2 separate regions of the Homo sapiens genome follow, and region 1 is linked to region 2. The links are chromatin contacts, found by Hi-C or POLR2A ChIA-PET in ENCODE. All regions are on one chromosome and are shown on one strand. The core of a region is the stretch at or near the end of the contact, and the rest is flanking DNA. Distances in the headings are between cores, read along the strand shown.

What was found. Hi-C counts contacts between places; a loop is a spot of excess contacts on that map. ChIA-PET counts read pairs that join two places held with the same protein, here RNA polymerase II (POLR2A). Pooled maps may share reads with other maps.
Region 1: a loop to region 2 is called in a map of B cell, with 15 times the contacts of the local background. The contact joins the enhancer-like site here to the promoter of RAD51B-AS1 in region 2. A Hi-C loop is called at or near these places in 4 of 168 maps with a recorded cell type or tissue (B cell, CD4-positive, alpha-beta memory T cell, OCI-LY7 and 1 more), 16 of 37 single-sample maps with no recorded cell type and 15 of 50 pooled maps. POLR2A ChIA-PET finds 5 or more read pairs at or near these places in 15 of 52 experiments (B cell, BJ, CD4-positive, alpha-beta T cell and 11 more).

What each region holds. Positions count from the first base shown.
Region 1 is chr14:68,815,153-68,818,357 of GRCh38, forward strand. No RefSeq gene overlaps it. Among named protein-coding and RNA genes, the nearest start is that of ZFP36L1, 24 kb to the left of the region's middle. RefSeq lists enhancers at 596-815, 896-1,125, 1,142-1,881, 1,756-1,805, 1,906-1,955 and a silencer at 1,266-1,655. Within about 2 kb of position 1,264, at least 41 of the 41 ENCODE cell types and tissues checked have a DNase peak (open chromatin) inside an H3K27ac peak, as active enhancers do; they include B cell, CD4-positive, alpha-beta T cell, OCI-LY7 and 2 more, where a contact is called at or near this core.
Region 2 is chr14:68,683,796-68,687,038 of GRCh38, forward strand. RAD51B-AS1 (RAD51B antisense RNA 1) reads right to left here and starts at 1,645. Exons shown (of 4, transcript XR_007064220.1): 1 at 1,576-1,645. RefSeq lists enhancers at 1-349, 1,933-1,982.

The sequences.
Region 1 (3,205 bases), core at 14-2,513, 130 kb after region 2:
CCTCAAGCTCGGCCAAGGCCCCAGGAGCTTCCTTGGTTGGACCTTGGGGCTGGACCCGCAGCCTGCCATTCCATCTGACAGGCCCTGACCCTGAGGCCACGCAGAGGAAGCACCCAGCACGGGCTCAGTGGTTTGTCTTCTTGCTTGGGCTCAGACCCATGGCTTTTGTTCCTCTGACACCCTGACATTTCTACTAAAATAACAAAGCAATTAAACACACAAAAGGATTCCATGACAGCCTTAAAAAACACCATTACATGTTCCTTTACCCAAGGTTGAAAACATTTGGGAACTTGATTTCCAACATCAAAATCCAGATCAAAACCCATTCAACAATCCCATGATCCCCTTGCAACAACCCTTTCCTGGCCAGTATCACAGGGTGCCGACCCTCACAGGGTCTCACAATTCAACAATTCAGTGAGAGAGGATGCAGCAACAAAGACTGTAACGAAAAAACAAGAGAGTCTAGGGTCTCACATCAACAATTCAGTGAAAGAGGATGCAGCAACAAAGACTGTAAGGGAAAAACAGGAGAGTCTACAGCTGAAGCTACTGCTACTCAAGGTGGGCAGAGAACGGAAGAGACGGATTCTGTTGGAAACTAAGAGGGGAAATCCAGGAAGGCTTCCTGGTGGAGCTGATCTTTAAGCTGAACCTTGAAGGACTGGTAAGATGAACGGATGTTCTGGAACCTGAGAAACACCCAAGTACCAGAGAGACAGCATCCATGTGTGAACTACTCTAGACAGAGGCAACAGGCGTGGTGGGGCCTGGGGCTCCTCAGAATGGCACCTCAAGTCCCCATGGTGGTCAGGGACTGGAATGCATCGGCCGCCTGCAGCCAGCTCCGCGGGGCCAGTCCCTGACCTCTGGCTCGGAGATTGGTGTGCCCGGTGAAGGAGTTGCCCAAGCATCTTAGGCAACCAGATACTACGCCTGGCCTTGGACCCTGCCACTTGCCTGCCCCACAAAAACCTGCTGACCGCTGTGACCTACTTTAACGCCCTCTGACTTCCCGCTCTTTGAATATGGGGCAAAAAGAAGAAGGGCGACTGGCACCATCCAATTCACTTGAGGCTCGGAGGCTCAGGCCTGCCTTCCTGGCGGCTACTGGGGTGGCGTTTCCCAGCACCCCCGGGAAGCTACCAAGGTCCAGGGCTCTCCTGGGCTTCTGCGACGCCCACGCACTCCTGCGGCCGAGCTTCGCGGTCGGGCTCTCCCGTCGCCACCCCGGCGTCTGCTCAGCCGCGAGCGAGAACCAAGCCGGGCCGGGCGCGGGGCCCGGGCGAGGCCGCCAAGATGGCCGACGCGCTCGGCAGCGCGCGGATCACGCGGGAAGGCTGCCCTTGGCCTCCCGGGAAACAGCCAAGGTTCCGCCGCCCTCCTTGGCGCTCTGCCCCGGCCGGCCTGCCGGGATCTCCTCCCCGGCGCGGTCTGCGGCTCCCGGGGCCTCGCAAACCTTCCAGGCCCGAGGCCATCCAGACGTGCACACCAGGCCCGGCCCGCGAGGGGAGACACAGGGGCCGGGGCTGCGGCGGCTGAGCTCCCTGGGCGGCTCGGAACGCAAGGGGCCGGCGAGCCGACGCTGCTGCAGGAGGCTGCGGCGTGGGGCGAGGTTCTCGCTACGGCTTCGTTCCCGTCCTCCCGCGGCCGCTCTCCCCCGGAAGCCCTCGGAGGCAGCACGATGGACGTGGCCACACTGCCCTCCAGTGGCCAGCTCGCCGAACAACACGTCTGGGCCCCTTTTGGGGGTCTGGGTGACGTGTCCACCCTCTCTCTGCCCTTTGCTACATTTGAAGGTGGGGTTTGCTCATCCATGGTTCCTCTTACAGGTCACCAAAGCTGCCACAGTGCACACTCACCCAACAGCAGGGGATTTGCCGCCTTCGGTGGTTCTCAAACTTCAGTGTGCACAGGAATCCCCCCTTGGACAGTTCTTTCAAACCCGGATTGCTGGGTCCCCCAACCAAGTCAGAGAATTTGCATTTCTAACAAATCCTCAGGCGATGCTGAGCTGCTGGTCCGCTGGTCCTGGAGCCACACTTAGAGAACCACTGGCTCGGCTCACTCTTTCTCTCACGGGGTTTCTGTCATCTACTCATTTAATACAGAATATGTCCTGCTAGCCCCGGAGGACGAGTGGACGGAACAACTTTCTCACCCCTCGCGGAGCTTAGTCTAACGGAGGAGACAGACTTGTTTCAACAAATCACCTAGAAAGAAATATAAGATTCCATTTGAAAAGACTTTCAAATTCCTATGAAGGAAAAGAATCAGGTGCTCAGAGAACATATATAAATGGGGCACTCATTTAGATTTGGGATGGGAAGGTTCTTGAGGAAGACCTCTCTGAGGAAACCCTTAAGCTGAGGCCAGGAGGAGGGATGAGGTCCTGAGGGGAATGGGGAGGGGACTGGAACTGGCAGGAGGAGCAGGTAAGATGCAGACCCTGTCTGTAGAAGCAGAGACTGGTAGGGGGCCAGGCAGGGGGTCACAGCCTCCTAGGCCCATGCCTCTGGTACCCACAGAGCTGCCTCCTCAGAAGGGCAGCATCCAGGGGAGAAGAGGGCCTGCCTGCATGCTCAGATCTTAGCTACCCCCGTCAGTGCCAAGAAGAATGCTCCACCTTGAGGAACCCCAGCCAGGTGCCCACAGCCCACAAACTTCTCTTTGCCTGAGCAGATTTATGTAGGTACCTTCTGTAAGGCCTGAAGGGCAGTCACATCTGATGGAACCAGGTCTGCTGAGTAATGATGAACAGACATGATGTTACCATCTACCCATCAATGCCCTCAGTGTGCCATCTCCTCCCTCCTGCAGTCCAGGATCCAGCTGTTTCTCCAATGAGCATTTTTAAGCACCTACTATGTGCTCTGCACTAGGATCACTGCAATGCTCTGTGGGGCATGGCACAAAGAGGCCAGCCTGCCCTAGGAGGCGCCAAGCACCCTGGAGGGCAGGTAGGTGGAGTACACCCTCCCCGCCCCAGTCTCAGCTCCAGCCTGCTGTGTGCACCCCCACCCCACCCAAACATCCCTGGGGTCACTCATTGCAGGTGGGCCAGGCTGACAAATGGCAGCCAGGAATTCTAGTGTTCTAATGATTCTTACTTTGTATCAATGCCAGCTTGATGGCAGGGGCCAGGATGACCACCAACCACTGCCACTTTATCCCTTGTGCTGACAAGGAGGTATCATCCCAT
Region 2 (3,243 bases), core at 395-2,894:
AAACAAAGGTGTTCTCAAGCCCAGTTCAGTCACTGCCTCTGTCCCATGCTCTTAGTCTCATGGCTCTCAGGAGCAGGACACAAGAGACGGTTATGCCCAAGCACAGAACACTCTTGGAAAGCCATCCTTTCCCTTCTGCTGACATTCTGACCCCCTCAAGGGTTGTCCATGGGGAACAGGCTTTCTGCACCCAATTGACCAAAAAATAACAGAAGCCTTCTCCTTAAGAAAGAGAGCAGGCCAGACACAGTGGCTCACGCCTATAATCCCAGTGCTTTGGGAGGCTGAGGTGGGAGAATTGCTTGAGCCCAGGAGTTCAAGACCAGCCTGGGCAACACAATGAGACCTCGTCTCTACAAAAAAACTTAAAAATTAGCCAGGCATGGTCTCAGCTACTCAGGAAGCTGAGGTGGGAGGATTGCTTGAGCCCAGGAGGCTGAGGCTGCAGTGAGCCGTGATCATGCCACTGCACTCCAACCTGGACAATAAAGCAAAAGATCCTGCCTCAAAAAAGAAGAAAGAGAACAGAGCCCTACAGAGAAGGAAGAAGGCAGGCACATTGTCACTTTTGCTCTCAAGCTCCCTGGATCTCTCCTAGAGGAGAGACCCCCAAACCTGCCTGCACTCCGCAGGAGCTGACTGGGGGAGGACCCTTTCCAGGGACACCTCCCTGGAGGTGCTCTAATATTTGGCTGCTTGGCCATTCTGGGCCAAGAAGACTCCTTCCCTAGCCCAGGACCATTAGTCTCCCTGATGATTGCTGCAGAAAGGCCCAATTTTCAGGGCCCTACCTAGCCCTTCAATACCTTTGAGCCACCCATCTTGTCTGAGCCAGAGTCCTAAAGCCAGTCCTGAGCTTCAAGACCCATGCTTGCCCTGGCCACTGCTTCCCCTGGGAGAGCTGCCTGGCTTCCTGCAGAGAGCTGGCCTGCAAGTTGGAAGGGCATATTCTCCTCCCGGCTCCCTGGCTAAATTGCTATAGAATTTCAGGTCACTCAAGTGAACTTTCTGTGACTATTTTTTCCTCCCTTCAAGATTTATCAACTATTAATTGGAGCCTCTAGATGCCTGCAATGTGGAGGTCCTGAGAATTCAATACAGAATAATACAAATGCAGTTCTTCCTGTGAAGCCTGGACAACCTTTCCCTTCCTTCCTTCCTTCTTTCCTTCCTTCCTTCCTTCCTTCCTTCCTTCCTTCCTTCTTTCTTGAGTTTCCTGATGCCAGCTCCTCAGATGGTGAGCCAGCGGTGGGAAGGTAGTGGTGGGGGTGATTATAAATACAATAAGAAATAAACCCACACACTGCAAAACTCCATGTTAATACTATTAATAGTATTTCCAAATTGCATACAGGTAGAAGACAGTTCCTTAGCAACATGATCGTAATGAGAATTCCACAAGGGCATCTGGAATTTACTCTGTCAGACATTCCAGCTTATCAGGAAATGAAAAGGACCAAGACTATCATATAATGTGCAAACTATGCTAATGCCTATCACTAGTGTATATCAGACCCCAGTTACAGGACTGACCCATGGGACTCCCCTTGTCTCAGCTTTAATCACATGAAGTACCTGAGGCCTGTTGTCCTCCTCGGGGCTCAATGCCTTCTTGCGGCCAGGTCCTTCGTATAATTCAAGAGTTGAAATCACTGTCAACACAGCCCTTTGACTAATGTTCCGGGGTGACAGGCCTGGCACGTGAACACATGAGTGATGCTATTATCCCCCAAATCACAGGTGAGTGAGGTCTCTGGAGATGTCCACCCCCACATGAATTTCCCTTTGTGGTAGCAGTAACATCTGAGTCACTAAGCATGGGGCCACAATTTAGGCTCACTCCCTCCCCTTCCTGTGCCCCAAAAGGGGGCTGAAGGCGGGTCCTCACAGCAGAAAAAGCTCCACTTCCTCCGAGCTCCAGACAGCACATCTCAGCTGTGTTGGGCCTTACAAGGCTGCGGTCAACAGGCACCCAGGTGATGAGGTCTTTCTCAGCCTGTTGTTCTCTTGTTAGCCCTTTGATGTTTCAAAGCTGACGAGGTCAGCATCTTCCAGGCTGCAGGAAACATGCCTGCCAGGTATACCTTTCAAGCAGCTGATTAATATGTCATGTGGTCTCTGGTCAGAGGAGAGTGTAAGGGCTGTTGAAATGACTCACCAGCTCAGCTCCCGTGTCTTTGGGAAACGCTACCCTGTCAGCAAGAGGCCTCCAGCTGAAAAGTAAAGACACAGATCTGAAAGGGTACAGTTCTAGCGTCCAACAAACTATTATACATCCTAAATGAAGTGAGAAATGGTAGGCTCTTCACCTGCCAGGGCCTGGCGGGGCCTGTGTCCCAGGACTGCTTAGGAATCCAAGCCTCGCACTGTTTATCCATTATACTGATGAGAAGCCTGTGAGACAGGGAGGCTTGCTGGGCCTCCAAAGTCCACTTGCTGGCTTGTTACTTGGCACCATCAGATCTACGCTAGGGATGGTGTAACTAGAGCCTTTGAGTGCATGAAAAGTCTGTGGCCTGACAAAGCACTTACTGACCAAGGAAAATCAACTTCAGGTGCAGCAGGAAAGGTCTGGTACCCAGAATGTCTGGGGTTTTGAGACACTGGAAAAGATTGCCTAATAATGTCATGGGCTCCCTTCCCTGGAAATAATCTGAAAATAGGATAAGTTCCCTCCAATCTTGGATGGGTCAACCTCGTCTTGAGGTAAGGAGACGGTTACATCAACCCATGGAGAGGGCCTGTCAGCAACTCTGAGTCTATTAGAGGGTATATTTTCAAACACAAAAAACTTTTTATCCTGGTAAAATATACCTAACGTAAAAGCTACCATTTTACCCATGTTTAAGTGTACAATTCAGTGGCATTAAGTACATTCACATCGTTGTATAAGCTTCCCCGTCATCTCTCTCCAGAACTTTTTCATCTTTCCAAACTGAAACTCTGTGCCCATTAAACACTGACTCCTCTTTCCCCTCCTCACAGCCCCTGGCAACTACCATTCTCCTTTTCATCTTTATGATTTTGACTACTCTAAGTACCTTGCATACGTGGAGTCACGCAGGGTTCTTGTGTGACGGGCTTGTTTCACTTAGCACAATGTCCTCAAGTTTCATCCATGTTGTAGCATGTGTCAAAATTTCATTCCTCTTGAAGGCTGAATACTATTCCATTGTGTGTGCATGTGCAGGTGCATGTGTGTGTGTGCGTGTGCAGGTGCATGCGTGCGTGTGTGTGTGTGTG